Regions from separate parts of the Homo sapiens genome. Here region 2 is linked to region 1. Evidence: read pairs that join two places in POLR2A ChIA-PET (ENCODE). Cell type or tissue: Panc1. All regions are shown on one strand. Each heading gives the region's core, and the rest is flanking DNA. Links, peaks and the distances in the headings are about the cores only. Region 1 overlaps EEF2K (eukaryotic elongation factor 2 kinase). Region 2 has its middle 27 kb from the start of SCNN1B.

Evidence for each region. ChIA-PET counts read pairs that join two places held together with the same protein. Peaks named below come from ENCODE experiments on the same cell type or tissue, not always from the same donor. Only the 100,000 strongest peaks of a DNase experiment are listed, where the experiment ranks them.
Region 2: POLR2A ChIA-PET joins it to region 1 with 8 read pairs; 1 of 35 experiments calls an interaction of 5 or more read pairs at or near these places.

The regions. Positions count from the first base shown.
Region 1 is chr16:22,226,283-22,237,584 of GRCh38, reverse strand. The region is part of intron 2 of EEF2K (eukaryotic elongation factor 2 kinase); the gene reads right to left. Among named protein-coding and RNA genes, the nearest start is that of EEF2K, 26 kb to the right of the region's middle. RefSeq lists an enhancer at 11,254-11,302. In Panc1, for the core only: no CTCF peak of the experiment used is centred there; a DNase peak (open chromatin) is centred at 4,894; H3K4me3 peaks cover 892 bases.
Region 2 is chr16:23,269,861-23,281,162 of GRCh38, reverse strand. It overlaps a transcript of SCNN1B not described here. Among named protein-coding and RNA genes, the nearest start is that of SCNN1B, 27 kb to the left of the region's middle. RefSeq lists an enhancer at 736-1,258. In Panc1, for the core only: no CTCF peak of the experiment used is centred there; no DNase peak of the experiment used is centred there; H3K27ac peaks cover 298 bases.

The sequences.
Region 1 (11,302 bases), core at 3,010-7,009:
GTGCAGTAATGGAATCATGGCTCACTGAAACCTCAACCTCCACCTCAACCTCCCGGGTAGCTGGGCCTATGGGCACACGCCACCACGCCTGGCTAATTTTTTGTATTTTTGTAGAGACAGAGTTTCACCATGTTGCCCAGGCTGGTCTCAAACTCCCGGACTCAAGTGATCCACCTGTCTTGGCCTCCCAAAGTGCTGGGATTACAGACATAAGCCACTGCGCCTGGCCAGGTTAGATGATTCTTAAGGCCGTGCCAGCTCTAATATCCTCTATTTCTAAGGATTCCGGAACTCAGTTGTTGAGTAGGTTAATTAATCTTACATAGAACAGAGGGCTATGGGCCGGGTGTGGTGGCTCATGCCTGTAATCCTAGCACTTTGGGAGGCCGACATAGGTGGAGCACTTGAGGCCAGGAGTTTGAGACCAGTCTGGTGAACATGGTGAAACCCCCTCTCTACAAAAAATATAAAAATTAGCTGGGCGTGGTGACGTGTGCCTGTGCTCCCAGCTACTCAGGAGGCTGAGGCATGAGAATCGCTTGAACCCAGGAGGTGGAGGTTGCAATGAGCTGAGATTGCACCACTGCACTACAGCCTGGGTGACAGAGCAAGACTCTGTCTCAAAAAAAAAAAAAAAAAAAAAAAAAAAAGAGGTCTGTGGATATTTCATAAAAAAAGGAAAACATAATTCTGGCTACAGAATAGAAAGGCTGTGGTTCTTCAAAGTCTGAGAGTACAAAATAAAAATAAATAATAGTGAAATCATAATAATTATATACCAGGAAAGGGAGATGGAAATAATAATAATGATTACTATAGTAATAATAATTTACTTCATCGAGTATGCCAGGAGTGAGGGTGGAGTGCCGGCAATGTGTTTGCAAATGTTTTGGCACGTGGGATGTTATCACTGTTGTTGCCAATTTTATATTACTGTTATTATTGCCATTATCACAGTAATCAAGGCCCCTGGTTACTTGAGGACACATCCAGTGACTCACCCAAGCCTTTATCACCTGTTACAGTCACTTCATGTTATAAAATCATTTTTTTCCCCATCATCACTTCTGCAGACTTTATGAAATACAGCTCAGAAGTCTAGGCAACATTGCGAAACCCTGCCTCTACTACAAATACAAAAAATTAGCCAGGCATGGTGCCATGCGCCTGTAGTAATAGCTACTCAGGAGGCTGAGGTGGAAGGATCACCTGAACCTGGGAAGTCGAGGCAAAAAAAAAAAAAAAGAAATACAACTCAGAGACAGCCCAACTACTCTCCCCTCCTGCAGAGCAGTAATGGGCTTAACCAAACTCAAGGGCTCAAATAAAAGAAGCGGGAAGAAGTGGGGGAACACAGTGAGGCTCTGGAATGGAAAGAGACCAACAGTGGTGTGTAGAGGCCACAATCTATGCCACATGCACTTAGAGGTTTGGTACAATTATCAGTGGAACCCAGCATGGAATACAGCAGCAAAAAACTGGAAACCAGGCACAGTGGTCATGCCTGTGATCCCAGCAATTTGGGAGGCCAAGGCAGGAGGATCACTTGACACTTGGAGTTCCAGAGCAGCCTGGGCAGCATAGCAAGACCCCATTTCTACAAAAAAAAAAATACAAAAATTAGCCAGGCGTGATGGCGCATGCCTTTAGTCCCAACTACCTGGGGAGCTGGGGTGGGAGGATCACTTGAGCTCAGGAGGTCGAGGCTACAGTGACCCATGATTGTGCCACTGCACTCCAGCCTGGGCAACAGCATGAGACCCTATCTCTTAAAAAACAAACAAACTGGCCAGACGCGGTGGCTCACGCCTGTAGTCTCAACACTTTGGGAGGCTGAGGCAGGCAGATCACCTGACGTCAGGAGTTCGAGACCAGCCTGACCAACATGGAGAAACCCCATCTCCACTAAAAAATGCAAAATTAGTCAGGCGTGGTGGTGCATGCCTGTAATCCCAGCTACTTGGGAGGCTGAAGCTGGAGAATCACTTGAACCCGAGAGGCAGAGGTTCCAGTGAGCTGAGATCGTGCCATTGCACTCCAGCCTGGGCAACAAGAGCGAAACTCCATCTCAAAAACAAACAAACGTGGAAACTGCCTAAGTATCCCACAAGAGGCAATGCTTAAAGAAACTGTGGTGTAGCCATACAATGGGCTGACAGAGCCATCAAGACACTACATCCATATTTACTGATCTGAAAAGACATGATGATTTCTTGCTTGCCGAAAAAAACTGGTTACTGAAGACATATATAGCATGATTCTACAGTAGCAACAAAATGTCCATATTTGTGTATATTTAAAGTGAAATACAGTAAAGTCTGAACTATACACTAAGATCTTAATAGCAAAATATCTGCACTTTTTTTTTTTTGAGACACAGTCTTGCTCTGTCTCCCAGGCTGGAGTGCAGTTGTACAATCTCAGCTCACTGCAATCTCTGCCTCCCAGGTTTAAACAATTCTTGCGCCTCAGCCTCCCCAGTAACTGGGACTACAGGTGTGCGCCCCCATGCCCGGCTAATTTTTTGTATTTTTAGTAGAGATGGGGTTTCACCATGTTGCCTGTAATCCCAGCTACTCAGGAGGCTGAGGCAAGAGAATCACTTGAACCTGGGAGGCAGAGGTTGCAGTGAGCAGAGATGGCACCACTGCACTCCAGCAGGGGCAACAGAGTGAAACCGCCCCTAAAAAAAAAAAAAAAAAAAAAAGCAACAAAAAACATTATGCTTAGCAAAAGAAGCCAGACATAAAAGGCCACATGTTGTATGATTCTATTTATGTAAAACGTCCAGAAAAGGCAAGTCCAGAGAGGCAGAAAGTGGACTGGTGTTTGCCTGGGGCTGGGTGGGATGTGTATATTAGAGCGTGATGGCTAAGGGGTATAGAATTTAGTTTTTGGGTAAAATGTTCTAAAAGTGGTTGTGGTGATGGATGCATAATTTTATGAATATACTCAAAGGCTTTGAATAGTACATTTTAAATGGGTAAATTGTATGGCATGTGAATTATATTTCCAAAAACTGCTAAAATTTTTTTTTTTTTTTCCTGTTGCCCAGGCTGGAGTGCAGTGGTGCGATCTTGGCTCACTGCAACCTCCGCCTCCCGGGTTCAAGTGATTCCCCTGCCTCAGCCTCCTGAGTAGCTGGGACTACAGTCTCACACCACCACGCCCAGATAATTTTTGTATTTTTAGTAGAGATGAAGTTTCACCATATTGGTCAGGCTGGTCTCCAACTCCTGACCTCAGGTGATCCACCAGCCTCGGCCTCCCAAGGCAATCATTATTCTTTGATCATGCTGTTAGAGCTGCCCTCAGTGGGTTACAAGTATGAGTGTAATCACCAAAGTTGGCCAAATAAGGGCATGGGAAGCAGGTGTACCCACCCATCATGGGGGGCACACACGATGGTGTAACCTCTTTGAGGAGCAACCGACAACACCTATCCCAGTTTAAACACACAAACGTTTTGCCTAGCCAGTTCACCTCTGGGGGGGGTCCTCTGGTGGGCACGCCCATTCATGGGTGCAAAGACACATGCACAAGGAAGTGCTGTTTGTGGCAGGACAAGACTGGAAATAACCTACATACCCTACAAGGAGGGGCTGGCTACATTTATTATGGTGCTTCCAACAATGAAATGATATTCAGCCATTAAATAACCAACAACAGGCTGGGCATGGTGGTGCATGCCTGTGGTCCCAGCTACTCGGGAGGCTGAGGTGGGAGGATCACTTGAGCCCAGGATTTCAATGCAGTGAGCTATGATCACACCACTGCACTTCTGCCTGGGCAACCCTATCTCAAAAGAAATTTTTTTAAATAAGGTGATCTATGTGTATTGATGTGGAATGAGCTCTGAGATATTCTCAGATCAGGAAAATATTTTTTTGCCAGGGGGCAGGGGAGAGGGTCTCGCTCTGTTGCCTAGGCTAAAGGGCAGTGGTGCAATCTCTCACTGCAGCCTCTGCCTCCCAGGTTCAAGTGATTCTCCTGCCTCAGCCTGTGGAGTAGCTGGGATTATAGGTGCCCACCTCCATGCCCGGCTATTTTTTTTTTTTTTGTATTTTTAGTAGAGACGGGGTTTCACCATGTTGGCCAGGGTGGTCTCGAACTCCTGACCTCAAGTGATCTACCTGCCTCGGCCGCCAAAAGTCCTAGGATTACAGACATGAGCCAGTGCACCTGGCTGAAAATAATATTTAAAAATAAAATTTCCCACCTTAATAACAAATTAAAAACATGTATTTGCTCCCTATGCTTATTCTAGAAAATGTAGAAATGACAGAGAAGGAGAAAAGGAACACAGTCCCTCCTAATCCAATCCAAAGACAATTCCTGCTGCCCTGGTGATGTGCTTCCCCTCAGGCCTTGGCTGTATGTGTACGTGCGAGTTTCACAGAGCTATAATCATGCTGTATTCTTTTTAGATTTAACTCTGGAGCAGAGGCACTTTCCCACGTTATCATAAACTCTATAAACATCTTTGGATGACTGCCTGATATTCTATGGAGAGGGCGGCCCCCTGAATGGTTCTGCCACGTCTCCACGGGAGCTTGGGCAGAAGGCTGGGCTTGACAGCGATAGAATCTGACCTTTCACAATCCACACCCAATACCTGCTGGGTGTGTTCCTTGGAGGGAGGCCAGCGGGCCATTTTGGTTAAACAATCCAAGTTTCCAGGTCACAGTGCGTTAAAAAAAAAACCACTTAGGTTTATGGGATGCTGAGGGAACAAAGGTTGGAAAGCTGAGCTGTTGTCTCCCTCTGAAGCCACCCCTGGCAACACTAACCCAACAGAGCCTGCTTTCGATAACCTAGAAAGTAAGCAATGAAGTGCCAACTCCCGTCCACACACAGTCAAACATTTTATCAAGTCCTACTACGCAGGACCAAGGGAATGGAGGTCGCATCAGACACAACCCTACTCTTGCAGTCAGGTGCTGACTCAAACAAAGAACGACACTGGAGAATGACTCACACACATAAAGGTCTGCTAAGAGCCCCACGGAAGGCAGAGCAGAAAGCCTGGAAAGGTTGTCTTCAATCTGGGCTCTGGGCCAGGCTCAATCGCTTATGCTTGTAATCCCAACACTTTGGGAAGCTGAGGCAGGAGGACTGCTTGAGGCCAGGAGTTCAAGACCAGCCTGGGCAACGTAATGAGACCCCATCGTTCCAAAAAAAAATTAAGAAGTTGGCCAAGTGTGGTGGTGCACGCCTGTGGTCTCAGCTACTCAGGAGGCTGAGGTGGGAGGATCGCTCAAGCCCAGGAGTTAGAGGCTGCAGTGAGTTATGATCATGCCACTGTACTCCAGCCTGGGCAACACAGCAAGACCTTGTCTTTAAAATTAAAAAAATAAAAATTAAAGCTGGGTTCTGAAGGAGGCAGAACTGTAATTTTGATAGACCAGGACATCAGTTGAAAGAAATTTTATAAGGCAGAGGTGTGAAAAAGGGAAGCCCATTCCAGGAGCTTCCAGATGTGTGTGAGTGGAGGGGATGAACAGAGCCTAGAAAGGTCCTGGAGCGGAGGGACCTAGAAGACACTCCCATCCTGGTGATGAAGCTTTTTTTTTTTTTTTTTTTTTTGTTTGTTTAAGACAGAGTTTCGCTCTCGTTGCCCAGGCTGGAGTGCAATGGCGCGATCTTGGCTCACTGCAACCTCAGCCTCCCAGGTTCAAGTGATTCTCCTGGCTCAGCCTCCTGAGTAGCTGGGATTACAGGCATGTGCCACCATGCCTGGCTAATTTTTGTATTTTTAGTAGTGACAGGGTATCACCATGTAGGTCAGGCTGGTCTCAAACTCCTGACCTCGTGATCCACCTGCCCCAGCCTCCCAAAGTGCTGGGATTACAGGTGTGAGCCACCGTGCCCGGCCAGAAGTGATGAGTTTTGAGGAGGGGGTATTTATCAATGTATTTGAGGAAGAGGAAGTTACCTGGTTATTTTACTTTATTTTTCTTAACAACATCTTTTTCTCCACATAAGTGATACATATGTGTAACTTTAAAAGTTTAAAATGTTTAAAAAATATACAAAGCCCCCCTTTAATGGTACCTCTCCCATAGAGAGAACTGCCACTAACTGCTGGGTGCAAACTTCCCCTTCAAATGGTTTTTGCTATGCAGATACCAATATATATGTATATACATTTTTAATAAAAATAGGATCAGGTCGGGCGTGGTGGCTCATGCCTGTAATCCCAGCACTTTGGGAGGTCGAGGTGGGTGGATCACGAGGTCAGGAGTTCAAGACCAGCCTGGCCAACGTGGTGAAACCCCCGTCTCTACTAAATATACAAAAAATAAATAAATAAATAAACAAATAAAAAATTAGCAAGGCGTGGTGGCGGGCGGCTGTAATCCCAGCTATTCGGAAGGCTGAGGCAGGAGAATTGCTTCAACCTGGGAAGCAGAGGTTGCAGTGAGCCGAGATTGCACCACTGCACTCCAGCCTGGGTGATGGAGCAAGACTCTGTCTCAGAAAAGAAAAAAAAAAGCATCATACTATATTTCAACTTGCTTTTTAACTTAACTACATATATAAAAATGCTAACATTTTTTGACTTTATTATGGACCAGGCTTGTGCCAAAGGCTCTTTATGGATTTGCACACACACATACTATATGTAATAGTAGGCACTGTTTTAGAGTGAAATCATGGCCAGGCGTGGTGGCTCACTCCTGTAATCCCCCTTTGGGAAGCTGAAGTGGGATGATTGTTTGAGCCCAGGAGTTCAAGACCAGCCTAAGCAACATAGTATGAGACCCTCTCTCTACAAAAAAATGTAAAACAATAACAACAACAAAAAAGGTCAAATCACATAGAATCATCTTCATCTTTGGACTAGCCTGGGTAACATAGTAAGACCTCATATCTACAAAAAATTTTTTTAAAAATCAGCTAGGCATGGTGGCATGTACCTGTGGTCCTAGCTACTCAGAAGGCTGAGGTGTGAGGATTGCTTGAGCTCAGGAGTTCAAGGCAGCAATGAGCTATGATCATGTCACTGCACTCCAGCCTGGGTGACAGAGTAAGACCGTGTCTCTAAGAAAAAAGAAAAGAAGAAGAAAAGGCTGGGCATGTCGGCTCATGCCTGTAATCCCAGTACTTTGGGAAGCTGAGGCGGGCGGATCACTTGAGGCCAAGAGTTAAAGACCAGCCTGGGCAACATGGCGAGACCCTATCTCTACGAAAAATACAAAAATTAGCAGGGCATAGTGGCGTGCACCTGTGGTTCCAGCTACTTGGGAGGCTGAGGCACAAGAATCACTTGAACCTAGGAAGTGGAGGTTGCAGTGAGCCAGGATCACACCACTGCCCTCCAGCCTGGGCGACAGAGTGAGACCCTGTCTCGAAAAAAAAAAAGAAGGAAAGAAACATCACTTTGTTCTAACGTAAACACAGCATTCTGTGAGAACCAATGCCTGTAATTTAAATCAGCCCCTCTTGCGGACACTTGAGCTGTCCTCCTCGGGGTGGGTGTTCATTTCAAAGCTGCCTTAGGACAGGAAACAGGATCAGTGGAAACCTGCCCCTTCAGGGGCCCCCGGACCCCAGAGGAGACCCACGGGGCTATTTCTGGAGCTGCCTGCCCCAGAGTAACTCCAGCTAGAACTCTAGGCCTAAAGGGAAAACATTACCCAACTATCTCCAAGAACTAAAATTATTAATTTTCTAAAAACAGATTAATTCAGAAGTTATGGAAGATTATTTTTAATTTCAAATCCCCAAGTGGTAATAGGCATTTTGTTTACAGTACTGATACTTAACTGTTTGTGAGGATTTGATTAAGAAAGGGTAATGGTATTGCACTTTTGATTTTTTACCCCCACCAGTTATTATAAAAAGTCCAATAATGTTCGCCTTTCCCCCTCTTCTTTTTTTGAGATGGAGTCTCGCTCTGTCACCCAGGCTGGAGTGCAGTGGCACAATCTTGGCTCACTGCAACCTCCGCCTCCTGGGTTCAAGTGATTCTCATGCTTCAGCCTCCCGAGTAGCTGGGACCACAGGTGGCACCAACACGCCCGGCTAATTTTTGTGTTTTCGTAGAGACGGGGTTTCGCCATGTTGGCCAGGCTGGTCTCAAACTCCTGACCTCAGGTGATCTGCCTGCCCGTGCTGGGATTACAGGCGTGAGCCACCGCGCCCGGCTTCTCCCCGTCTTCTTTATACCAGCTTTGCTATGGTATGAACACAAATCCCTACCAAAATAAGTACACTTTTCCTCAGTCCAGAGAAGGATGTCCAACTCTAAAAAGTGTTTTTTTGTTTGTTTTTTTACGATAACCAACATGAAGGATCACATTGCACATATGTCTCTGTACCCACATACACGCATATGCAGGGGTGCTTTCAAAATATTCAACACAAAATTGGACAAATGTAGAAGACACTTGAGACGGAAACCTTCCACAGTATGAGGTTTTTGTTTTTTGTTTTTTGTTTTTGAGATGGAGTCTCCTCTGTTGCCCAGGCTGGAGTGCAGTGGTGCGATCTCGGCTCACCACAACCTCTGCCTCCTGGGTTCAAGGGATTCTTCTGCCTCAGCCTCCTGAGAAGCTGGGACTACAGGCATGCACCACCATTGTGGAAGGAAAATAAAATAAGTAATAATAAAGTTAAAAATAATAAACATAAGTAATAGTTAACATTAAGTATAGGTTATTTAGAAGTTATACATAGGCTAAGAAATTTAAGCAGCCCCTCCCAGCATTGCTAACAAGTTGCAGCTATGAGCTTATCTCAATCTTCCAAGCTTATTGCCTGCCTCCAGACCCCCGCGTATTTCTGTAATTCCTGTTTTCCCTTACCCCGAAGCTCGAGCTGTCCAGCTTCAAAGTTGACTGGTCAAGATAACTAAATTATATGTTTTCTCAGAATTGTCACGTGTTAAATAATTTACTGTCTTTGTCTGAAACCTGTATCCTGCCTTGTTTTCCCTCCTCAAACGACATATAAGCAAGCCTGCTTTCTGTGTCCCAGTCGGCAGCCATTTTAGGCGTGGGCCTGCTGTCGGCCCGGGTACCTGAATTAAATAAAGTTCTCTTTGGTTTCCAAAGGTCTCTTTGTCTTTTCCTTGGCTGGAGTTTTATTGTAACACCATGCCCGGCTAATTTTTGTATTTTTAGTAGAGATGGGTTTCACTATGTTGGCCAGGCTGGTCTCGAAATCCTGACCTTGTGATCTGTCCGCCTCAGCCTCCCAAAGTGCTGGGATTACGGGTGTGAGCCGTCGCGCCCAGCCCACAGTATGAGCTTTTAATCAGTAAACAAATTTGGGAAAAGGTAATTAATTTGTGGAAAGGTTTTAAAAAATATATTAATTCTCATAATCAGTGACAAATTATTAGGACCACACTCCTGGAATGTGGCAACAGAGAGGGAAATAACACTTATTAAGCACCTATAATGTGTGACACACAATACTAGGTATTGTTTCAAAAGTAATGATTCATAAGAATTTAGTCTTGCTTGAACCTGGGAGGTGGAGGTTGCAGTGAGCTGAGATTGTGCCACTGCACTCCAGCCTGGGCGACAGAGTGAGACTCCATCTCAAAAAAAAAAAAAAAAAAAAAAAAAGAATTTGGTTTATCCTTCATAGCTGTAACTACATAGGATGGCTGTAAGCATTTTTTCTTTTTTTTTTTCTTTAATAAAGATGGGGTGTTCCTATGTTGACCAGGCTGGTCTCAAACTCTTGGCCTAAAGCGATCCTACCATCTTGGCCTCCCAAAGCGCTGGGATTACAGGCTTGAGCCACTGTGCCCAGCCAAGATAGCTATAAATGTTAAATGAGATCATTTTTTTCAGTGTCCCTAAAACAAGTTTCTATCAAAGTAACTAATAGTTATTATATTTGTTTCTCCGCTTGAATGTCTCTGCTGATAAATGGGGAGATTGTTAAGTCTGTAAACAATTGCTGTTTGCCTGTCTGTACTCAGTGCATAGCCTGGTGACAGATATATAATATGTAATAAATAAATGCAAATTTCATGTAATCAAGTACCCACGCTGGCACCTACCAAACGGTTTTCAATAAAATTATGTTTTTAAATTTATTTTAGGCTGGGTGCAGTGGCTCATGCCTGTAATCCCAGCACTTTGGGAACCTGAGGCAGGTGGATCACTTGAGGCCAGGAGTTTGAGACCAGCCTGGCCAACACAGTGCAACTGTTTCTACTGAAAATACAAAACTTTTGCTGGGTGTGGTGGCACATGCCTGTTATATCAGCTACTCAGGAGGCTGAGGCACAAGAATCACTTGAACCCAGGAGGCGGACGTTTCAGTGAGCCGAGATCCCACCACTGTATTCCAGCCTGGGCAGCAGAGTGGAATACAAAAAAATAAAATGAATAATAAATGTATTTATTTTATTTTAATTTTTTGAGAAGGAGTTTCACTCTTGCTGTCCAGGCTGGAGTGCAGTGGTGCAATCTCAGTTCACCGCAACTTCCACCTCCCAGGTTCAAGTGATTCTCCTGCCTCAGCCTCTCAAGTAGCTGGGATTACAGGTGTGCGCCACCACACCCGGCTAATTTTTTGTATTTTAGTAGAGATGGAGTTTCACCATGTTGGCCAGGCTGCTCTAGAACTCCTACCTCAGGTGATCCACTTGCCTTGGCCTCCCCAACTGCTGGGATTACAGGCGTAAGCCACTGCACCCAGCCTATTTTATTTTTTGAGAGACAGGGTCTCACTATGTTGCCCAGGCTGGTCTCCTAGGCTCAAGTGATCCTCCCTTTTGTCCTCTCAAAGTGCTGGCATCACAGGTGTGAGACACCACGCCTGACCTAAAATTATGTTGTTAAATAAATTCTTTCAAAAAATTAACAACAAGTGGCTGGGCGTGGTAGTTCAAGACCAGCCTGGGAAACCCCATTTCTACAAAAAAAATTTTTTTAATGAGCCGGGTATAGTGGTACAAGCCTATAATCTTAGCTACTCAGGAGGCTGAGGTGGGAGGCTTGCTTGAGCCTAGGAATTCAAGGCTGCAGTAAGCCATGATTGTGCCATTGCACTGCAGCCTGGGCAACAAAGCGAGACCACGTTTATAAAAAAAAAAAAAAAGAAGAAGAAGGAAAAGAAAGAAAAAGAGAGAAAGAGAAATAAGGTCCTTAGTTTGGGGATTTTCTATTGCCATAAATAAATAAACGTTTTTACAAAGAAATAAGATCTTTACAGTTTGCAATGTTCCCCAATAGTTGCTGTTTTATTCTGTTCTGTTCCATTTCTTTAAAAAAAAAAAAAAAAAAAAAAAAAGAACAGCACCTCTGCACTCCAGCCTGGGTGACAGAGGAGAACT
Region 2 (11,302 bases), core at 4,248-8,247, 1.0 Mb before region 1:
CCGCCTTATTTAATCTTAATAAAAATCTTTATGGAATGGCTATTACTGTTCTTCCCATTTTCCAGATGAGAAAATCAAATCACTGGGTCTCAGGGCTTGTACAGAAGAGGAGGCACGATTTGTGCCTAAGCAGTCCACCTCCAGGGTCCATGCATTTTAACCTGTACTCTAAATTTTTCTGGCATGTTGGACATCATTGTTACAGGATGTAAGGAAGTGTCTCTCTCCTCAAGTAGCCCACAGCCTGAGCTGGCTCATTAATTACTAAGCACAATGCAATGTGATATTTGCAGATCGTTTGTGTGCTTGTTAATTTATTCAGTCATTCATCCGTTTATTCATTCAGGAAGCTCTGAACACCAATTATGTGCCGATCCTGTGCTAGGGGCTGGTGAGGAGGCACATGGTCACTTGGGGAACCCAGACCACACCTTCTCTAGCCACTGACTGCATAGTGGTGAAAGAGGAAGCTTCTGACATTTCCTGGTGTTATTCTTCCAAAGCACAAGACTAGAAAGTCAGACATATTTGAGTTCGCCTCCTGATTATTCATTTACTTGCTGTGTGCCCTTGGGAAAATTGCTTAACCTCTCTGTGCTTGTTTAATACGTGGAAAACTAGAGCTCATAATAATAATACCTACCAGCCAGGCATGGTGGCTCACGCCTATAATCCCAGCACTTCGGGAGGCCAAGGCAGGTGGATTGCTTGATCCCAGGAGTTCCAGCCTGGGCAACATGGGGAAATCCCATCTCTACCAAAAATACAAAAATTAGCCGGCATAGTGATGCATGCCTGTGGGCCCAGCTACTCAAGAGGCTGAGGTGGGAGGATCACTGGAGCCTGGGAAGTTGAGGCTGCAGTGAACTGTGATCGTTCCACTGCACTCCAGCCTGGGTGACAGAGTGAGACTCTGTCTCAAAAAAAAAAATTAAAATTAAAAAAATAAAAATAAAAATGATACTTCCCTCTCAAGCTTCATGTAAGAGCGAAACAAGAGGATGAACGCAAAGCCCCTGGCGGAGTGCTGGGCACACGGAAAGGACTGAACCCATTGTTACTACTAACTGTTGGTGATGGTTGTTAACTGCGCATGACCACCAACAATGGAAGATTGTTGTTCTAAAATCTGCATCCCTTAGTTTGGCAAAATTTCGGTGGTGCTAGCAAACCAGGTGCATTCCTTCTGGCTTTTCAACCGACAAGTCTCAGCAGGATGAAAACAGTGCTAGTAGGCATGACAGATGCATCTTTACTGAATACACAAAGTCAGCTGTTGTTCTCCAGGGGCTCTGCAGAAACACTGGAGAGAGCTCGGAGCTCTGCAGGCTTCCTCCACCCTCCCAGCAAGCCCGGCCCTGCCTGGCTCCAGATCAGTCATGCCTGGCTGGGTTTAAAGAGCTGCAACCCATCTGAACGTAGAAGGTACGAATTTCACTCCACAATCTTGGACGTGCAACACATAAAAGTGTTTACTTTTCTGTAACGAAGTAATTTGTATTTCTGTCCTCTTCAAAAAAGAAGCAGAAAATTAAATATCAGCCAGTTCTGAGCCCAAAGATAAGCTATATGCGGAGGACTCCCAAATTTCTTCAGCATTTTCCCTGAAATCCAAGCACATCTATCTGTGTCCTTGACAATCTCACTTGGATGTTCATTAGACATCTCCAAATTAAGAATTATCCAGCACTGAACACCAGAAGCTTCTCCCTCACCCTCCTCCTTGTGTAAGTTTTCTCCATCTCAGTAAATGGCAACCCTGATCTTTAAGGTTTCAGACCACGGCTGGGCGTGGTGGTTCACACCTGTAATCCCAGTAGCTTGGGAGGCTGAGGTGGGCAGATCACTTGAGCCCAGGAGTTCAGGACCAGCCTGGCCAACATGGTGAAAACCCGTCTCTACTAAAAATACAAAAATTAGCCAGGCGTGGTGGTGGGCACCTGTAATTATTCCAGCTACTTGGGAGGTTGAGGCAGGAGAATTGCTTGAACCCGGGAGGCAGAGGTTGCAGTGAGCCAAGATTGCTCCACTGCACTCCAGCCTGGGTGACAGAGTCAGCCCCCATCACACACACACACACACACACACCCCACACACACAAAATTTTCAGACCAAAGACTTTGGAGGCTTTTTTTCAACACCCGCCCCCTCCCCTTTTTTTTTATTAAGGTGAGATTCACAGAACATAAAATTAGCCATTTCATTTCATTTTTTATTTTTTTAGAGGCAAGTTCTCACTCTGTCGTCCAGGCTGGAGTGCAGTGGTACGATCATAGCTCACTGCAGCCCCCAACTTCTGTGCTCAAGTGATCCTCCCACTTCAGCCTCCCAAGTAGCTGGGACTACAGGTGCATGCAATCAAGCTGGGCTAATTTTTTATTTTTTGTAGAGATGTGAGGGGTGGGGGGGTCACTATGTTGCCCAGGCTGATCTTAAGCTCCTGGCCTCAAGCAATAAAATTAACCATTTTAAAGTGAACAATCCAGTACCATTGAGTGCACTCAGATGTTATGCAACCATCACCTCTAATTCCAAAACATTTGTATCACCCTATAAGAAAACCCCATACTCATTAAGCAGTTACCCCCCTCCCGTCTCCCACTACCCCCTGGCAATTGGCAGTCTGCCTTCCATCTGCATGGATTTACCTATTCTGGACATTTCACATGAATTGAATCATACAATATGTGGACAGGCTATCCAGCCTGGGTGACAGTGTGAGACTGTCTCAAAACAAAGCAAAACAAAACAAAACTACAGATCATCTCTCTCTAAATGTCCCATAGGCACCACAAACTTGACAAGCCCAAAGTGAAACTCACCCCACTCCCAAATAGCCGAGGTTGTTGTCCTTCTTGGCAACAACTTAGAGGACCTGACTTCTTCCACTTAGCCAAGTGTTTTGAGGTTCAAGCATGTTTTAGCCTGTATCAGCACTTCATTCCCCTTTAGGGTTGATCCTACTCTCTTACAACGCACAGCCAATCAGCCAGTGAAGCCAGCTGAGTCTACCTTCAAAGTATTTCTAGAATGGATTCATTTCTCACCATTTCCACTGCTGGCACTTCATTCCCCCTCCCCAATATAGCATCACCTGTCACCTGGATCACCTGGATTTTCTTACTTCTGTCCTTCATGCTTCCCCCTCCCTCCCCACCCTGCCTGGTCCTTTTTTTTTTTTTTTTTTTTGAGACGGAGTCTCAGTGGCACGATCTCGGCTCACTGCAACCTCTGCCTCCCTGGTTCAAGCAATTCTCCGGCCTCAACCTCCCAAGTAACTGGAATAATTACAGGAGGAGAATCGCTTGAACCCAGGAGGTGGAGGTTGCAGTGAGCAGAGATTGCACTGCTGCACTCACTCCAGCCTAGGCAACAGAGCATCTCAATATATATATATATATTTGTTAAATTAATGAATTTTGGGATCTTCACTCTTTTCTCTTTGGTGGTGTCTGAGTTCCAAAGGGCTTACAAAGTGCCAAGATGTCAAGGAAAGGTGTCTTCTATATATATATATATATATATTTTTTTTTTTTTTTTTTTTTTTGAGACAGAGTCTTGCTCTGTTGCCCAGGCTGGAGTCCAGTGGAGTGATCTTGGTTCACTGCAACCTCCACCTCCTGAGTTCAAGCAATTCTCGTGCCTCAGCCTCCCAAGTAGCTGGGATCACAGGTGCACGCCACCATGCCTGGCTAATTTTTGCATTTTTAGTAGAGACAGGGTTTCGCCATGTTGGCCAAGCTGGTCTCGAACTCCTGGCTTCAAGTGATCCACCCGCCTTGGCCTCCCAAAGTGCTGGGATTACAGGTGTTAACCACGGTGCCTGGCTGCATCTTCTATCTTAAAATGAGGAATACCTTCCATGGACATGCTAAATTTTCCTCCGACACTGTTCTGAATTCTTTCATTCCTTCACAGCAATGCTCCTGATTGAGTGGCCTTCATCTCCCCTCCTCGTCAATCCGGGGCAATCTGGCTCTTACCAACACATCAACTTCCTTCCTGTCCAAAACTGATGGATGGTTTTCAGCCCTTGATTTAGTTTGCCTCTCTGCAAATACTGTTGCCTGCACATGCTTTCGTGAAATTGTCTCTTTCCTTGATCTTCATGATGTCACGCTCTCATTGTCTTTTGTCCTCAGATGCTACACTGCTTTGTATCAGATGCTTGTGTGAGCTCCACTTCCTCTGCTCACTCCTTAAATGTTGGCATTCCACAGGGTTTCAGTCCAGGCCTTGTTCTTTCTCCTGTTTCTCTCCTTCCTCCTCTCCCTGGAATGAACTTATTGACTCTCATGACTGTATCCTCAGCCTGAATCTTTTTCTTGATCTCTAGGCCCATATATAATTGACTACAAGGCTGGGTCCAGCTTACATCTGTAATCCCAGCACTTTGGGATGCCAAGGCAGGAGGATTGCTTGAGGCCACCAGTTCAAGGCCAGCCTGAGCAACATAGTTGGGACCCCCTCAAAAATTTAAAAAATTAACTGGGCATGGTAGCACCTGCCTGTAATCTCAGCTGTCTGGGAGGTCGAGGCAGGATGATCGCTTGAGCCCAGGAGTTCGAGGCTGCAGTGAGCTATGATTACACCACTGTACTCCAGCCTGAGCAATGGAGTGAGACCCTGTCTCTTAAAAAGAAAGAAAGAAGCCAGGCACGGTGGCTGATGCCTGTAATCCCAGCACTTTGGGAGGCCAAGGTGGGTGGATCACGAACGAGTTCAGGAGTTCAAGACCAGCCTGGCCAACATGGTGAAACCCTGTCTCTACTAAAAATACAAAAATCAGCTGTGCATGTTCACGGGCATCTGTAATCCCAGCTACTCGAGAAGCTGAGGCAGGAGAATCACTTGAACCCTGGGAGGTGGAAGTTGCACTGAGTTGAGATTGCACCATTGCACTGCAGCCTGGGTGACAAAGCAAGATTCTGTCCTCCCTACAAAAAAAGAAAGAAAGAAGTAAAGAAAGAAAGAAGGAAAGAAAGGAAGGAAGGAAGGAAGGAAGGAAAGAAAGGAAGGAAGGAAGGAAGGAAGGAAGGAAAGAAAGAAAGAAAGAAAGAAAGAAGGAAAGAAAGAAAGAAAGAAAGAAAGAAGAAAGAAAGAAAGAAAGAAAGAAAGAAAGAAAGAAAGAAAAATTAACTACAGAGCAATGCTCTCTAAATGTCCAGTAGGTACCACAAACCTGACAAGTCCAAAGTGAACTAATCCCACCCCCCAAACTGCTGGGATTGTTGTCTTTCTTGGCTAATGGAATCACCAACCATTCAGCTATCCCACAGGTAAACTCAGCCCTCATCCTTGTTTATCTGTTTTGCTTAGTTGCCCATCTCATCCATTATGAATCCTCTAACCCCATTTCCTGATATCTGGAACTCTCACTGCCCTCTGCAGCCACTCCTGTAGTTTAGACTGTCATCTTTTCTCACCTTCACAGCTGGTCTCCTGCTATCTTCTCTGCTTTTCCCCTCCAGTCTATTCTCCATATACAAACGAGATAAATTTTTCTGGAATGCAAATTTATCCTGAATTTCAGATCCTTCCATGGCTTTGATCATTATTGGGATAAATTCCTTGACCCAGCTTATAACACCCCGCCTGGTCTAGCCCCTGTGGTTGCTCCACCATCATGGCTTGCCTTCTGCTCTCTAGATAGACAGAACGTCCTTCTTGTCTTCAACATGCCATGATTTTCAATGCTTTTCATTTTTGCTTACATTGATCTGTTTGTTGGCAACATTGCCCTTCCCTTCCTCCCTTTCCTTCATCCTGATAACTCTTAACATATCTTCCAGGTATCAGCTTAGAAACCATTCTTCCAGGGAGTTTCCCCATCTTCCCAAGTCTGGCACAGCACAGACTGCTACGTGTTTACCAAACCCTGGTTCTTTTTCTTCTTGGGCTCATAGTTGGACTACATTTCCCAGGCTCCCATGCAGACGAGTGAGACCATGTGACTGAGTTCTGGCCAACTGAAAGTGGGTAGAATGATGTACATCTATTCAAGGTCTGTCCTATGAAAACCTTCCATGTTATCTTCCACAGTGTTCTTTCCCTCCCCTAGGTGGATGCAGAGGATCTGACAGGGAACTGACATTCTTATGGGAGGGCAGTGGAGCCATTAGATAGAAGGAGCCTGGGTCACTGAATGACTATGTGGAGCAGAGTCCCACCTACCCTTTCCTCAACCAGCATTAGATTGTAACATAAGTGAAAAATAAACTTTATTGTATTAAGACACTGAGATTGGAAGTTTGTCTGCTATAGCAATTAGCCTACCCTGATAAATATATCTGAATTATTTGGTCTCTTCTTCCCCACTCCCATTATCCCGAAGAATTCTTTCCTCCCCAACCACGGCACTGACTATATTGATAACAACATTCTCTCTCTCTTTGTCTGTCTACCTGACCATGAAGGTGTGGGAGGACCTGGATCATGCCTGTCTCTTCCTAGATAGAAACCAGCATTCAGCTCAGCACGTGGCCTGTAGCAGCCACTAAGTAAATATTTGTGGAATTGTTTATGTGGTTATTGAGTTATCTGTTCCTGAGTGCCTGTTTTGGTAACTTCCCTAGGACCAGATTCCTCCTACCTCTCACCATTCCTCTCCAAACACTCAGGTCCTGCCCTTGAACCAGCCCAGTGGCTGGAGCTCTCTGATATCACAGCTCCTGCAACAGATCCACCTCTTGGAATTCCAAAGAGTGCCAGGGTTCCCAGGCCTGGGCCTCCACCCACCTGTTAGTATCCCTGACATGGCCTGATTTTCTAGCACCTGCTGTCTGGATGTTACATTTTTCTCTGCTGAACTGGACTTCTTTTCAAGTCCTGCAACTTTATTGGTTCAGAGCCTAGGCTCTGGCAATGGGATAATTATTAAGATGTGTTGTTAAATGAAACGAAGTCAGGGACAGGAAGCGGGGTATATACTATGCCATCATTTGTAAAATATAACAAACATAAATATATACTGGAGTTTACATAAAACATTAGAACAGGGGTGTCCAATCTTTTGGCTTCCCTGGGCCACACTGGAAGAAGAAGAATTGTCTTGAGCCACACATAAAATACACTAACACTAACGATAGCTGATGAGCTAAAAAAAAAAAAAATTGCAAAAAAAAAATCTCCTAATGTTTTAAGAAAGTTTATGAATTTGTGTTGGGCTGCATTTAAAGCTGTTCTGGGTTGAATGCAGCCCATGGGCAGTGGGTTGAACAAGCTCACATTGGAAGAACACATCGGAAATCGGAAGTAATGGGTGGGTGGAGGATTAGAGTCCTCGGAGTGATTGAGGGAGGGAGATTTATCTTTTATTCATTTGCACTTTGTATAGCGTGAATAACAACCCCCCAAAGATGTGCACACCCCAATTCCTTGAGCTGTGAACGTATTACCTTACATTGCAAAAGAGACTTTGCAGATGTGATTATTAAGATCTTGGAATGGAGGCATCATCTTGGATTATCTAAGCAAGCTCAATATAATCACAAGGTTGGCTGCAAGAATGGAAGGCAGGCAGCCTCTAGGGCTGGAAAAGTCCAGGAACAGTTTCTCACTGGAGCTTCCAGGAGCAACACAGCCATGTGCACCCCTCAATTTTAGGACTTCTCATCTCCAACACTGTAAATAATAAATATGTGCTGCTTTTTTAAAAAAGTATTTTTACTTTTGTTTATATTTTATTTGATATATTTATTTATTTTTTTGAGATAGAGTTTCGCTGTTGTTGCCCAGGCTGGAGTGCAATGGTGTGATCTCGGTTCACTGCAATCTCCGCCTCCCGGGTTCAAGCGATTCTCCTGCCTCAGCCTCCCAAATAGCTGGGATTACAGGCATGTGCCACCAGGCCCAGCAAATTTTGTATGTTTTAGTAGAGATGGGGTTTCACCATGTTGGTCAGGCTGGTCTCGAACTCCTGACCTCAAGTGATCCACCCGCCTCGGCCTCCCAAAGTGCTGAGATTACAGGCATAAGCCACCTTGCTCAGCCTTTTGTTTATATTTTAGAGACAGTGCATTGCTATGTTTCCCAGGCTGGGCTTGAACTCCTGGGCTGAAGCGATCCTGACACCTCGGGCTCCCAAAGTGCTGGAATTACAGGCATGAGCGAACACACCCAGCAACTCGTGCTGTTTTAAACCACCACATTGGCCACATTCACAGTAATTTGTTGTAGCAGCAATGGGGAATTGATATTTGGAATTGTAATACTTGGAAACTTACGTTGAGAATGTTTTTCTATGTTTTCAAAATTTTAATGAAAATACATATGCAATCCAGAAAGCCTACTCTTTAGGCTTCGTCCCCTAGAAAGAAAAGCATCAGGACCCAAAGACATGAGTACCAGGAAGTTACTGCAGCATCGTTTGTGGCAAAATGCGGAAACAGTGACTGCCCATCAATACAGAGTGGGAGAACGCATACTGGTGCATCCATTATGCACCATTATTCGTACCACGGAATGTTATGCTGCCACGTGTTATGCTACCACCAAATGTTATGCTGCCACTACACTGTTGGATTAGAGTCACACTGGATAATCTGAAGAATTTCCGCCGGGCGCGGTGGCTCACGCCTGTAATCCCAGCACTTTGGGAGGCAGAGGCGGGCGGATCATGAGGTCAAGAGATCGAGACCATCCTGGCTAACACAGTGAAACCCCGCCTCTACTAAAAATACAAAAAATTAGCCGGGCGTGGTGGCGGGCACCTGTAGTCCCAGCTACTCGGGAGGCTGAGGCAGGAGAATGGCGTGAACCCGGGAGGCAGAGCTTGCAGTGAGCTGAGAACGCGCCACTGCACTCCAGCCTGGGCGACAGAGCGAGACTCCGTCTCAAAAAAAAAAAAAAAAAAAAAAAAGAATTTCCACAAGGCATAACTGAGTGGAAAAATTAAGAAAGGAAAAAGTGTATATAAGACGAATCCATATTTTTGTTTAAAAAAGGACAAAATTACAAAAAACTTGTGTATGTATATGCAATGTGTGTGTATGCGTATGCATGTGTGTAGGCATGTGTGTGTGTGTGCTAGAGAGAAACAGAGAGAGGGCGAGGTGTTGGGGGGATGAGAAGAGAATAGGATTATATAAGAATTAAGAAAAATGGCTGGGAGTAGTGGCTCACACCTGTAATCCCAGTGCTTTGGGAGGCCAAGGCAGGTGGATCACCTGAGGTCAGGAGTTGGAGACTAGCCTGGCCAACATGGTGAAACCCCGTCTCTACTGAAAATACAAAATTAGCCAGGTGTGGTGGTGCATGCCTGTAATCCCAGCTACTTGGGAGGCTGAGGCAGGAGGATTGCTTGAACCCAGGAAGCAGAGGTTGCAGTGAGCTGAGATCGTGCCACTGCACTCCAGCCTGGCTGACAGAGTGAGACTCTGTCTCAAAAAAAAAAAAAAAAAAAAAGAAAAAGAAAAAGAAAAATAGGCTGGGCACTGGCATTGTGGCTCACACCTGTAATCCCAGCACTTTGGGAGGCTGAGGCAGGTGGATCACTTGAGGCCAGGAATTCGAGACCAGCCTGGCCAACATGGCGAAATCCCATCTCTACTAAAAAATACAGAAATTAGCCAGGTGGGGTGGTGCACTCCTGTGGTCCTAGTAACTTGGGAGGCTGAGGCAGCAGAATCGCTTGAACCTGGGAGATGGAGGTTGCAGTGAGCCAAGATCCTGCCACTGCACCCCAGCCTGGGTGATAGAGTGAGATCCTGTCTTAAAAAAAAAAAAAGAAAGAAAGAAAAGAAAAATATAGAAGGTCATGCACTTGATTTTTATAAGTTACCTGGGAGGGACCCATGGGAAGAGGAGGAATGAGACAGGGAGAAGGAGCCAAGAAAGTAAGAAAAAAAAAAAGCGTGCTCTAAAAAAGCACTCATAGGATTACACTTCTGAACCTGTGTACGATGATGCATGAATGTGGATATACATATCGAAGGAAAAGATTCACTTGCAAGAGAGCCTACCAAAACAAACAAGACCACAACAACCATAAGATGTTTACCTTGCGTGCAGGATAAAGCAAAATCCAAAAGACCACAACAGTTTAAAAACTCAGGAATGTAAATCACAATTCAGCTACTGTGGAAAGCAGTTTGGAGATTTCCCAAAGAACTTACAACAGAATTACCATTTCACTCAGCAATCCCATTACTGGGTACATACCCAAAGTAATATAAATCATTCTACCAAAAAGACACACCCATGTGTATGTTCATTGCAGCACTATCCGCAATGGCAAACACATAGCATCAACCTAGATGCCCATCAACAGTGGAGTAGATAAAGAAAATGCGGTATATATATGCACCATGGAATACTACGCAGCCATAAAAAAGAATGAAATTATATCCTCTGTAGCAGCATGGATGCAGCTGGAGGCTGTTATGCTAAGCAAATTAACAGAGGAACAGGAAACCAAGCACCACATGTTCTCACTTATAAAGTATTATCTAAACATGAAGTACACATGGACACAAAGAGGGAAACAATAGATGCTGGGGCCTGCTTGAGGGTGGAGGGTGGGAGGAGGGTGAGGGTTGAAAAACTACCTCTTGGTACTATGCTCACTACCTGAGTGATGAAATCATTTGTACAATTGTTCAAACCCCAGCGACCACAATTTACCCATGTAACAAACCTGCACACATACCTGCTGAACCTAAAAGTTGAATAATAATAATAATAATAATAGAAGCGCAGGCTCCAGAAGATGGACTGGGATCATTATCTGGTTCTATCTATACCTTTCCTACTGGGAGATTCTGGACAAGTTCTGTAATTTCTCCAAACCTCAACTCCTTCCTCTTCTGTAAAATATGGATCATGGCTGGGCGTGGTGGCTCTTGCCTGTAATCCCAGCACTTTGGGAGGCTGAGGCGGGCGGATCACCTGAGGTCAGGAGTTCAAGACCAGCCTGGCCAACATGGCAAAACCCATCTCTACTAAAAATACAAAAATTAGCTGGGCATGGTGGTGGGCGCCTGTAATCCCAGCCACTTGGGAGGCTGAGGCAGGAGAATCGCTTGAGCCTGGGAGGTGGAGGTTGCAGTGAGCCAAGATTGCATCATTGCACTCCAGCCTGGGCAACAAGAGTGAGACTCCATCTCAAAAAAACACAAAAACAACAACAACAAAAAACTAGATCATAACAGTATCTTCTCCAGAGAGTTGCTGAAAGGAGTGAATATGAAATGAGATTGTAACTGTAAAACACTTAGCTCCATGCCTGATTGGCCATAAGTGGGCAATAAATTAGGGCCATAAATGTCTCAGTGCTGGTCTGGCAAGAGTGCACCAACATAGC